4 separate regions of the Homo sapiens genome follow, and regions 1, 2 and 3 are each linked to region 4. The links are chromatin contacts, found by Hi-C or POLR2A ChIA-PET in ENCODE. All regions are on one chromosome and are shown on one strand. Each heading gives the region's core, a stretch centred on a gene start or an enhancer-like site at or near the end of the contact. The rest is flanking DNA. Distances are from core to core; before and after follow the strand shown. Region 1 overlaps XXYLT1 (xyloside xylosyltransferase 1). Region 2 holds the start of LINC02026 (long intergenic non-protein coding RNA 2026). Region 3 holds the start of LINC02038 (long intergenic non-protein coding RNA 2038). Region 4 holds the start of TMEM44-AS1 (TMEM44 antisense RNA 1).

Evidence for each region. A loop is a pair of places that touch in the nucleus more often than their neighbours do. ChIA-PET counts read pairs that join two places held with the same protein, here RNA polymerase II (POLR2A). Pooled maps may share reads with other maps.
Region 1: POLR2A ChIA-PET joins it to region 4 with 40 read pairs in activated CD4-positive, alpha-beta T cell. The contact joins the enhancer-like site here to the promoter of TMEM44-AS1 in region 4. POLR2A ChIA-PET finds 5 or more read pairs at or near these places in 2 of 52 experiments (Panc1 and activated CD4-positive, alpha-beta T cell).
Region 2: a pooled map shows a loop between it and region 4 (4-fold over the local background). The contact joins the promoter of LINC02026 here to the promoter of TMEM44-AS1 in region 4. A Hi-C loop is called at or near these places in 2 of 50 pooled maps. POLR2A ChIA-PET finds 5 or more read pairs at or near these places in 3 of 52 experiments (WTC11, activated naive CD8-positive, alpha-beta T cell and naive thymus-derived CD4-positive, alpha-beta T cell).
Region 3: a pooled map shows a loop between it and region 4 (13-fold over the local background). The contact joins the promoter of LINC02038 here to the promoter of TMEM44-AS1 in region 4. A Hi-C loop is called at or near these places in 2 of 50 pooled maps. POLR2A ChIA-PET finds 5 or more read pairs at or near these places in 2 of 52 experiments (HCT116 and HEK293).

Annotation. Positions count from the first base shown.
Region 1 is chr3:195,184,286-195,186,985 of GRCh38, forward strand. The region is part of intron 2 of XXYLT1 (xyloside xylosyltransferase 1); the gene reads right to left. Among named protein-coding and RNA genes, the nearest start is that of XXYLT1-AS2, 38 kb to the left of the region's middle. RefSeq lists an enhancer at 1-1,152. Within about 2 kb of position 1,431, at least 5 of the 41 ENCODE cell types and tissues checked have a DNase peak (open chromatin) inside an H3K27ac peak, as active enhancers do.
Region 2 is chr3:194,002,241-194,004,940 of GRCh38, forward strand. It overlaps LINC02026 (long intergenic non-protein coding RNA 2026), which reads right to left and starts at 1,419. Exons shown (of 3, transcript NR_033944.1): 1 at 1,345-1,419. RefSeq lists a silencer at 945-1,114 and an enhancer at 1,478-1,993.
Region 3 is chr3:193,842,627-193,845,326 of GRCh38, forward strand. It overlaps LINC02038 (long intergenic non-protein coding RNA 2038), which reads right to left and starts at 1,383. Exons shown (of 3, transcript NR_146718.1): 1 at 1,026-1,383; 2 at 452-599; 3 at 1-129. RefSeq lists a silencer at 1-77.
Region 4 is chr3:194,582,818-194,585,517 of GRCh38, forward strand. It overlaps TMEM44-AS1 (TMEM44 antisense RNA 1), which reads left to right and starts at 1,451. Exons shown (of 3, transcript NR_047575.1): 1 at 1,451-1,631. RefSeq lists enhancers at 717-1,382, 1,418-1,467 and a silencer at 968-1,227.

The DNA.
Region 1 (2,700 bases), core at 181-2,680, 600 kb after region 4:
TTTTTCACATAACTTTCCAAAATGCTAAATGTGACTGGCTTTTAGCCCAATATGTGGAGCTCTCCATACCTCAGTTGACCTCCTTTTGGATTTCAAGCTGTCAAACACCTTTAGATCATAACAAAGGGCTAACTGAACGGCATGATCTTTAAACCGAAAACATGATTAAACCTTTGCCTTTAAACTGAAACCATGATTAAAATCCCAACTCACCTTGTTGGCTGACACCATACCTCAGACTATCTTAATAAATGGCCTCCTAATTCTGGAAGTTTAAGAAAATCCTCAAAATGGTTTGGAAGAACCCCCCCAAGAAACATTTAAGTCTCCCTGATTAGGTCTACTTACCCAGAAACAAGGTCTCTTCAGGACTCACCGGAGAACCAACAGAATTCCTTCCCCACCCCACACACAGCCGGTAAAACTTCCAATATTTGAGTCTATCATAGACACAGTAGGCTGGGAAAATATTCCAGGGAACTTAGCATTCTGAAAGAAGTGACTACTTCAATTAGGAAAAAAATCTGAAGTTCCCTTTCAGGCCAAATCATTCTCATTCATCTTTACCAATAAAATGGTCTACATTCAAATGGTAAGTTTGATCCCCGCATCATCAATCATCCTTTCAGTTTCGTTTGATCAAATGTTGGGCATTTATACAGCTCATTTTACAAACCATACAAATCAGAAGGTAGAAGTCAGGAGGGCCTGGCACCCCTCATGCCTGCCCTCTTGCAGAGCAGTGACAGCTCCACAAATGACCTCACTCCCATTAAAGAAAAAAGGAAGGAAAGAAGGAAGAAGGAAGGAAGGAAGGAAGGAAGGAAGGAAGGAAGGAAGGAAGGAAGGAAGGAAGGAAGGAAGGAAAAAAGAAAAAGAAAAGGAAAGGAAAGGGGAAGGAACAGAGGGTGCTGGAGAATAGGGAAGAAAGGTCTGTTCTGGGAAACAGAACAGTAGGGGTTTTGGAATGCTCAGTGTCTTAGAACTTAGACTAAAGACTGGAAACACCAGCTCAGGGAATATTCCATCGTGGTCATCTGATTGCTGGAACATGAAACTTGGAGCACATCTGCAGTGAAATGGGGGAGGAATAAAGATACTGAAAGGACATTCTCCAGAACCATGAGGACAGAGAGACTTCAGCAGAAAATAGGCCACTAGTATTTTGGGGTCCTGCTTCAGGAGCAAAACTTTGGTCCAGAGAGGTTTAGGGCTGGGTTTTTTTTTTTTTTTTTTTCACTTTGATTTCTGAGGTCACTGAAGGACCATGGGTAATAAGGTCAATTTGTGCTGATTTATAAAAATCAGCCTTCTGACTTCAGAGCTGTGGCACACATTATTTTAGACTCTGAGGTCATGTTAGTCACAGGTGTTGGGCTGGCCTGGCCTGAGGAGCAGGTCGACACACCCTCTGGGCGCTGAGGGACACAATGGGGACGGCATCTTCACTTTCTTCCTTCCGGTCCTTCCTGAGTGCTTGCAAGTGAGCCCAACCCTTACTTCTCTAAAAGAGGCTCACACCCCATCTACATACCTGGACACTCCCTCTCCTTGCACAACAAGACCAGAGGCCTCTCCCTTCCCTTTCCCACCTCTCTTCAGTCACTTTCACTCAGACCTTTCTTTTCCTGTGAAGGCTTCCTGCTCCCTTGGCCCTCAAGCTCTGAAGACCAGTCCACAGCTTTCTGGCTCTAGGGTCCCTGCAACACCTACCACGAGCTCTCAACCTCCCCTCTCACCTAAGAAGTCCAGGCCACTGTGCTCCTAAGTGCCTGGACCGCCTCCTCAGCTGCCTTCTGCTACATGATCAAGTTTCCCCAGAACTTTTGAAAGCCACCACAGAGCTGCTCCCAGACATGTCATTCCCCTCTTCAAAACCTTCCATTGCTGGTTCCCTCACCACAACCCAACAACTGGAACTCTTCGTTGAGCTTCACTGTGCTCTCCAGGGATCCTCAAGTCCAGACCATTCTTTCAGGTCCATCCCACAGAAGAACGCATGCAAAAGTACTTAAGTCACTGGATGAAAATGCAAACCATATTACTCCATTGGTTAAAATGCCACCAGTGGTTGCAAATCCCACTGTCCCCAGGATAAAGTCCCCAATCCCTCGCACAGCTTTCAAGGCCCTGAATAGCCTGACCGGGGTGTGCTCCAGGCAGCTAAGGCTTCAGCTTCTGGGGCACATCAAGCTCCTTCCACCCACAAAGCTTTTCCACTCAATATGCTCTCGGCCTCACTCTTCTTCCTCCGTGTCTTGGCCTGGCTAAGTCCCACCCACTTGTCTCACCTTAAATGTCACTGTCTGGAGGAAGTCTTTAGTAACAATCCCCCCCCACACACCCTGAATCCCCCACTCGGGCAGCACCTGGACTTCCCCTTCGTTGCCCTTATTGCAGCTGTTCCCATTATCTGCTTAATGTCTATCTTCACTGTACATTCCATGAGGACAGAGACCGACCCCATCTGTTTTTCTAACCCCCATGTCCTTAGCACCTAGGCAAGATCTGGCTCACAGGTGAAACTGAATAAATCTTTGCTGAGTGAGTGAAGTGCTGGTGATAACCTCTCCACGGACCTGGGCCCTCTAACCCACAACACTGGCTGAAGTTTTTTTTTTTTTTTTGAAACAGACTCTTGCTCTGTCACCCAGGCTAGAGTGCAGTGGCGCGATCTCGGCTCACCGCAACCTCCACCTC
Region 2 (2,700 bases), core at 169-2,668, 580 kb before region 4:
CTTGCTCAGCCACTGCGTTGCTGAGTCATCTGAAGCAAGGCACTCCCCTCTCTGGGCCTCAGTTTTACCATCTGTTAAACGGCGTAACGATGGCACTGTCCTCCTGAAGTCACCGTGAGGATGAAACAAGGCAATGTCCCTAAACCAAGTGCCTGCCGTAGTGTCTGCTCTTGTTACTCATAACCATGGGCTGCTCTTACTGGACGGTGCTTGTGACCGCAAGAACCCTAAGGGCCAGGGCTATTCATCTCTGAATCTCTCTCTGCAGTGTTTAGAGGTGCTGTCCACAAGTCAGGTGTTCAATTTCTATCTTCTGAAGGACTGAACAAAACATGGCTATGAAAAGGGACAAAATGAATCAAGCCTTAATGCAAAGACACAGTAAATGCAGGTGAAATGACGGGAAAGGAGAAAGGAATGTAGGAAAGTAAATGGGGGAGAGGAGACGGTGCACCGCCTTCAGAGGAGAAAAATTCCTATTAAATTCCTGTTCCGCCTGTAATCTCAGCACTTTGGGAGGCCGAGTTGGGTGGATCACCTGAGGTCAGGAGTTCGAGACCAGCCTGACCAACATGGTGAAACCCCATCTCTACTAAAAATACAAAAATTAGCCAGGCCTGGTGGCAGGCGCTTGTAATCCCAGCTACTCGGGAGGCTGACGCTGGAGAATCCCTTGAACCCCGGAGGCGGAGGTTGCAGTGAGCCAAGATCTCACCACTGCACTCCAACCCGGACAACAGAGCGAGACTCTGTCTCAAAAAATAAAAAATTCTCGTTCATCTCTTAACGTGGGGACTTGCCCATTTATATTTGGACGGTATTTTTCTCTGGCTGTCCCACTTCCCGGGGCCTTGGAGCTCCCTCCCCCGCAGGGCGGCTTCTCTCCTCCTCCTCCCTCCTCCCTCCCGCTCCCAGGGGAAGGGCCGCGGCCGCAGCCCTGACCTCGCCTCCCACGCGGGCCAGCAGCCGGCCAGCCCGCGGGCGGGGCAGGAAGGGGGAGCCGAGGCTCCGGGCACCCGAGATCCTTAACTGCAGCTTCCAAAGCCCTGGCTGATCCTAATCAGTGTGGGAAAGGAGCGCCGGGCCCAGCCCGCCGGCCGGAGACGCCGCCTCTTTTCATAAACTTTATCGCCGCGGTGCACAGCCGCTGATAAAGCACCATAAATAAACGAGCGGGCGGGAGTGCGCGGCTGTCTGGAGGCTGCCGGAGCGCACGCCCTGCCTCGGCCCTGCAGCTCCCGGGGGAAATGAATCACACGCCGGGCTGCAAAGAGCAGCATGTTCTCCTCTCCAGACCAAGGCCGTAAATAATAATGCGTTCTTTCCCTACGTGGAGACCCTCACCTTTTGTCTTGTGCATTCCGTAAAAAGCTCAGGAGTTTCCTTCCGGCTGCCTGGCCTCCCCTCCTTGCCCCGGGGGGTTAGGAGTGCTCTGTTCTGACTTAGGCGTTTCCCTAGGGTGGAGCTCCTGGGCCTGGGTTGGGCCTGGGCGTGTGGCTCCGTGATCGTAAGTCCCCTCTGGCTCTTGCACAACAGACCGAGGCTGGAGCAGGGCAGGGAGGCCGCAGTGGGGCCTGGGTTAGGAGGGGGGTGGTTTGACATCTCTAGTGGTAAGTGATGGTGAGCCCGGTTCCCGCCGTGGTGGCCACGGACATGTGTGGTGGATAGCCTGCTGCAGCTGAGTCATCGAGGAACCCTGGGTACAGCTTATTCAGAGGCCAAGGGAGAGTGCATACCCTGATCACAAAGAAAGAAGACTTTGCCCCACTTGATGGCGTGTTCAGCAGGCCGCATGATCCGTGTCCCTTAGCTGTTGAAGTTTTGACTTGGGGGGTGCCCGAAGTTAATCTATGGTACAATTTTGGGGAGTAGAGTTTGAGGATGATTCCATGAACATGAAACAATCTAGAAAGTCAGTGGTGTGTGGAACAGCCCAAAGCAGGCCAGCTCCGCCACAAGGTCCAGTCTCTAACCCAACCCTGCTGCCACTCAGCTCTGTGGCCTCGGGCAGCCACTGCCCTTCTCTGAGCCTCAGTTTCCCCATCCTTCTAATGATCTCTAAAGAGATCTTCCAGCTCTTCTGCTCACTTAGTGAGAAATAACATCCTTGCTATAAATTCTTCCATTTCCGAGGTGTCCCAGCACAGGCCCCTCTGAAGAAACACTGTAATGTCCACTTAGAAGAAACCAGGGCGTGGGCCATTTCTGTAACTGACACCTCGTTAGCGAGATTAGCACTGGAAATTACCTCCTGGGGAGTTTACAGAGGTTCAGGAGCCCTCTAGCCAGAATAAAGTCAGCTTGTGAGGTAAAAAGATTTAAAAATAAAATCCAGTACTTGATTACAGCATTAGGTCAGTGTTTCTCTGCGCCCCAAGGATAAGCTCCATGGTGGCTGGGGTTCTGCTTCCTGTGAGAAGGATTGGCTGGCTTGAAACATCTCATCCCCAAAAGTCAAATGTTTCCTTTAGTGGGAAGCAGGGCCGGGAAGGAAGGAACTTCTGGTTGCAGCTCTAGAGAGTGGAATCTAGGAGTCCTGATAGATTATTTATGGTTCAGCACTCCTAGAGAGTGTGGATTTTGGGAGCTGACTCCTCCAGCCATGGCCAACAAGAGCCGATCACTCATGAAATAGAAATGAACAATGGCAGCCAGGCACCGTGGCTCACGCCTGTAATCCCAGCACTTTGGGAGGCGGAG
Region 3 (2,700 bases), core at 133-2,632, 740 kb before region 4:
TAGCTGCGCCGCTTCTGCCGTGGAAGAACAGGTTCGGCAGCCAATCTCCTGGGAGGAGCCCTCTTTGGTGGAAATTTGGACACACAGGAAGAGCACACACTGGTGGGGCCTTGTTCCCTGCAGCACCATCTGGGTGAAAAGGAGGCCAGCATACGCAGTTTGGAAGCAAGAAGTCACAGCATGAAATATGCAGGACTTCCCTCTCCTAAGGCACAGTTTTCCCAGGTTCAAAATAAGCAGCGTGATGTCCTCTGCCCACCCACCCCCTCCTTTTCTTGTAGTGTCCCTTATCTCACTTAACAAAGTGTGGGCTCTCACCAAACCAGAGAGCCTTCCTGAAACAGGCAGAGAGAGCACTGCTCCCCACCCCTCACATCCTCCCTACCCTTTCCCCCGACCCCCCTCGCCAAGCCACAGAGGGAGGGCAGTTCCCAGGGTAAGCCTCGTGTACCAAAAACGGTCTGTGCTCTGCGTGTGCGAGGATTGAGAGCCACAGTGGACTAAAGCCAGGAGACTTGGTGTCGAGTTCTAGCTCTGCCACCAACATGTTCAGCGGCTTGGAGCATGTCACTTGGTGTCACCACGCCTCCGTTTTCTCTCTGTAAAACAATCCAGGTAGTACGGTATTTCAGTGTTGCAAAGATCCTTAGAGATTTAGTCCAGGAGTTGGCAAAATACAGTCCACTGGCCAATCTTGTTCACCACTTGTCTTTGTAAATAAAGTTTTATTGGAATACAACCACGCCCCTCCATTTACAACCCATCTGTGGCTGCTTTCATGCTACAGTGGTGGCTTTGGATAGTTGAGAGAGATACTGACCATGTGGTCTACAAGCCTAAAATATTATATTTGTCTCTTTACATAAAAAGTTTGCCAGCCCCTGCTCTAGGCCAACATCATCATGTTAACAACACAGAAAGAGAGGCATGGGCAGATTAAGGAATTTGCCAAACTCATAGAGCAAGTCAGGGCAGAGGCTGGGACAGCCTGGCGCTCCTGATTTACATTGGCCCAGAGTTCTTACCTGGTCTAAAGCTCTCCGTCTGATTCTAGGTAGAAGCTGTGCTGGGGAGAAGCCTTGTGGGGATAGAGGAGCCGGTTCCATGAAAGAAGTCTATGCAGTTGGGGCAGAACCCTGAGACTTCTGCAGCAGGGACAGTTCTGTTGCATTCTGTATGGGTCAGCGTGAGGCTACCACACCTCAGGGCTGCTGAGCTTAAGAGAGGAGCCAAATGGCTCTCTTGATAGGAAATGGGGCTTCAGGTTGAAATCAGATGAGAGCTGGCCTCTGAGGACATTTTAACCACAGGTCACAGCTCTTGGTAAACTTTAGTTGGCTTTTGAACCACGGGGAGACATTTTTTCTTGCCTCTTTACTTACTGGCTATTTCCTCCTTCTAGCATTCATTAATCTGACTGGTTAACCATTGAACCCAACTCAGTCTCCTCTTGTTTCAAATCTTGTTCTCCCTGTTGGCTTCAGAAAAAGAGTTCACACTAAACAAACCTACTTTTTTTCTCTTTCTTTTCACAGCCAGAGCCAAGTGATAAAGGAGGTGGGGTCAGGGGTGCTATGTTTACTCTAAAAGACACACCCAAACCTGAGCTCTGGGAGTGGGGAGGGCCCTTCTAATGCAGGCCAGCCATTTTCAGAAAGAAATGTATCAGCTGCAACAGACACAAGGCAAAAGCAGCTTAATTAATTGGCCTATGGGCACAATTTAGAGAAGAGATTTATACAAGCCTTAATTTTTCTGATTTCTCCATCATTGTGTAAAGTATCATATTTCCTGCTTCTTAACACAATTGCTATTTGCTTTAAATCCACCAGTTAAATGGAGAGTGGCTTATAAAAGGAGAATTATAAGAATGGAGGAGGGAACAGAGCCGAGGCTGTGGGAAGGAAAAAGAGAAAGGGGCTGGGGCAATGTAAGGGAAGAGCCTTCTGAACAGAAGGGCCTCAGAGCCTGACATCAGCCCTGTCACCACTTTCCTGTGAATTGTTAGGGTCTGCTGGAATGTAAGCTCCATGAGGACAGGATTTTATTTGTTCACTGCTGTATCCCCAGCACCTAGAATAGTGTCTGACATGGAGTAGGTGCTCAGATGTGTATTTGCTGAATGAACGAACACAGTCTTTCAGCAGGGAATTGAGGCCCCACAGTGGTTCATGTGTTGTCTTTGTCCAAACGGATTCAGAAGCTCCTCTTGAATTGGCACAGAAGTCACCATAAAACTTCATGAAGGACAAGAAGGACTCTCTCTCTCCTGAACCATGAAGATAGCTGCAGAAAAATCTCACCCCCAAGGGTAGTATTTCCACTAAACACCCAGGGAGATCCAGGCAGTGCCCAACACAGCCCTGTCATTGTGAGTTTCTCCTTGTCATTCAAAGGGACCATATGTACACAATGTACACAATGGGAATTTATACCTTATTCTAATAATGCCTACTAGTTAGTGAACACTATTTTGTGTCAGGCATTTCACAAATATTTTCTCATTTAGTCTTCATGGTAACATTGCTAGGTAGCTATTATTACCCCCATTTTACAGATGAGAAAATGAAAGGTTACTGATATGGTTTGGCTGTGTCCCCACCCAAATCTCATCTTGAATTATGGTTCCCATAATCCCCACACGTGGTGGGAGGGACCCAGTAGGCGGTAATTTATTCATGGGCGTGGTTACCTCCATGC
Region 4 (2,700 bases), core at 201-2,700:
GGCCCTGCCGTGCTACTGAGCCTCGTCAGCCTGTATAATGGAAGCTGAAGATGATGCAGCTCAGGAAAAGCAAGTATGATCTTAAGAACCCTGTAGCTGGAAAGCATGTTCCAAATCAAACCTAATGGAGACAACTACTAGAAGGTATAAAAGTTTTTTTTTTTTTTGAGACAGAATTTTGCTCCTGTTGCCTAGGCTGGAGTGCAGTGGCGCGGTCTCAGCTCACTGCAGCCTCTGCCTCGCCGGTTCAAACGATTCTCCTGCCTCAGCCTCCCAAGTAGCTGAGACTACAGGCGCCCACCACCACGCCCGGCTACTTTTTGTATTTTTGGTAGGGACGGGGTTTCACCATGTTGGCCAGACTGATCTCAAACTCCTGACCTCAGATGATCCGCCCGCCTCACCCTCCCAAAGTGTTGGGATTACAGGCGTGAGCCACCGCGCCCAGCCCAAAAGATTTTAAAAAGGAGTCTCTTGGAGGCAAAGGGACAGAACATTATTGTTTTTCATCATAAACCTTTTGGTGCAATCTGATTTTCTTTTTTTAAACCATGTACTTGCACTATTTTTATCTCAAAAAAGGTTTTTAATGCATTTAAAAACAAAGAAAAGAATGGTTTATAATACACCGTTAGGCTTCTGGGAGGTCTGAAACACACTATGAACCGTAAAATAACCTTGTAATTATCTCCTTAAAAACCGAGTGGGGTGGGCCAGGCGTGGTGGCTCACGCCTGTAATCCCAGCACTTTGGGAGGCCGAGGCGGGCGGATCACGAGGTCAGGAGTTCGAGACCAGCCTGACCAACATGGTGAAACTCCGTCTCCACTAAAAATACAAAAATTAGCCGGGCGTCGTGGCGCGCCCCTGTAGTCCCAGCTATTCAGTCGCAGAAGAATCGCTTGAATTCGGCAGGCGGAGGCTGCAGTCAGCAGAGACCGCGCCACTGCATTCCAGCCTGGGCGACAGAGACTCCGTCTCAAATAAACAAACCAAAACTGAACTACGGAGACGCCCTCGACAGTTCTTTCCCGGCTGCGTCGCCGCTGGCTGAGGTCAGAAACGCCGGCCTTCGGCTGCGGCGGCGGCTGCGGCGGCGGGGCGGGGCCGCGGGACTCTCGCTCCTCGCGGGAGGCGGTGGCTGCGGAGTGCGCACGCGCGGAACCGCAATTCCGTTCTTCCCGGAAGTGCCCTGCTGGTGCTGGGAGTAGGGCGCAAGATGTCGGCGGATGCAGCTCCGAGGAGGTAGGCAGTGGGAGCCGGCGTTCAGTCCGGCCCGTGCCAACAGTGGTTCCTCTCTCCCCCGTAGTTCGAGGAGACCACGCGCTGCCCCTCTGGCACGATCGTGGATGAACCCCCTGGCAACTGAAATGGGAAAGGCAGCGCCCCCGACTCTGGGGACTGGACCGAAGTCCACGGTAGTGACAGCTGCCAGACCCTGAGGAGAGGACGAGAAGACCCGAGGCCTCTGCTACGAACACTGGCAGCCGATGGAAAATTCAGACGGATTTGGGACAGTATGCAGAGTTCTCCAAGCGACAGATTAACAGAGGCTCTTGAAGAATAACTGCGTAATCACGTGTTCTGCTCAAAAGAAGGCCTGAATGCCCAGTGCCTTATTTGGCTTTCAGGGTTGGTGAAAGAAAAAGCAAAGTAGATGCTTTCTAATGCTAAGTCATTTAATGTAGCACCATTCCTTGAACTTCTTTCATCTCTAAGGTCGTCCCTTTCACCTGATGATGACCTTTGGGCCATCGTACAGGCATGTGTAAACTTGGAGATCTTCCTCAACATTGCACCATATCTTGGGTTCATTCAAGGCAGAGTCTCCTTGCAAAAGCATTCTAAAACAATGTAAAGTCGAAGAGAGTAGAGCAATACCTCCATAGTTGGAAAATGTGGAGGAGGCCAATTAAGGGACAGAAAAAGAAGTGCAGAGAATCTTGGAATTGTTGCAAAATTATTCTGGAGATATTTCTAAGTCTCCTCTATCCTTTTCCTTAGTGATTAATACAGGTTTTTATATTAAGTGGACAGTAAAATCCAAACAGAAAGAGGTATATGTCGTATAATGAAGCCTATGTTCAAAGTATATCTGAAATTTGTTTTTATAATGTCTTTCTTGAGAGCTTATAAAGATGTCAGTATTCTGTGGGAAACAAATTGGCACATGCATAAAAGAGAAAAAATGAAAAAAATCAGGCCCAACTTTCAGTTTACAGATGAGGAAACTGTGACATAGAAAAGGAAATGACAAAGATCACACTGAATCAGACCTGGGAACTGGAGCCCAGCCATGCTCCTTGGCCCAGTGCCTCTTCTTATTCTAGGAGCTCATACCCCTTTGAAAGAAACATAATATGAATGTGTCTTCAAATGATGCTCATAAATCTCTTCATCATACTGAGGGAGGGAGATAAGGGGATTAGTTCTTCAGGATCTAGACAGGCTTTCAAGAAAATCTTTAGCTGGGTGCGGTGGCTCATTCGTGTAATCCCAGCGCTTTGGGAGGCTGAGGCAGGTGGATCACCTGAGGTCAGGAGTTCCAGATCAGGCTGGCCAACAGCGTCTCTACTAAAAATACAAAAATTAGCCAGGCATGGTGGCGGGAGCCTGTAATCCCAGCTACTCGGGAGGCTGAGGCAGGAGAATCGCTTGAACCTGGGAGGCGGAGGTTGCAGTGAAGTGAGATCGTGCCATT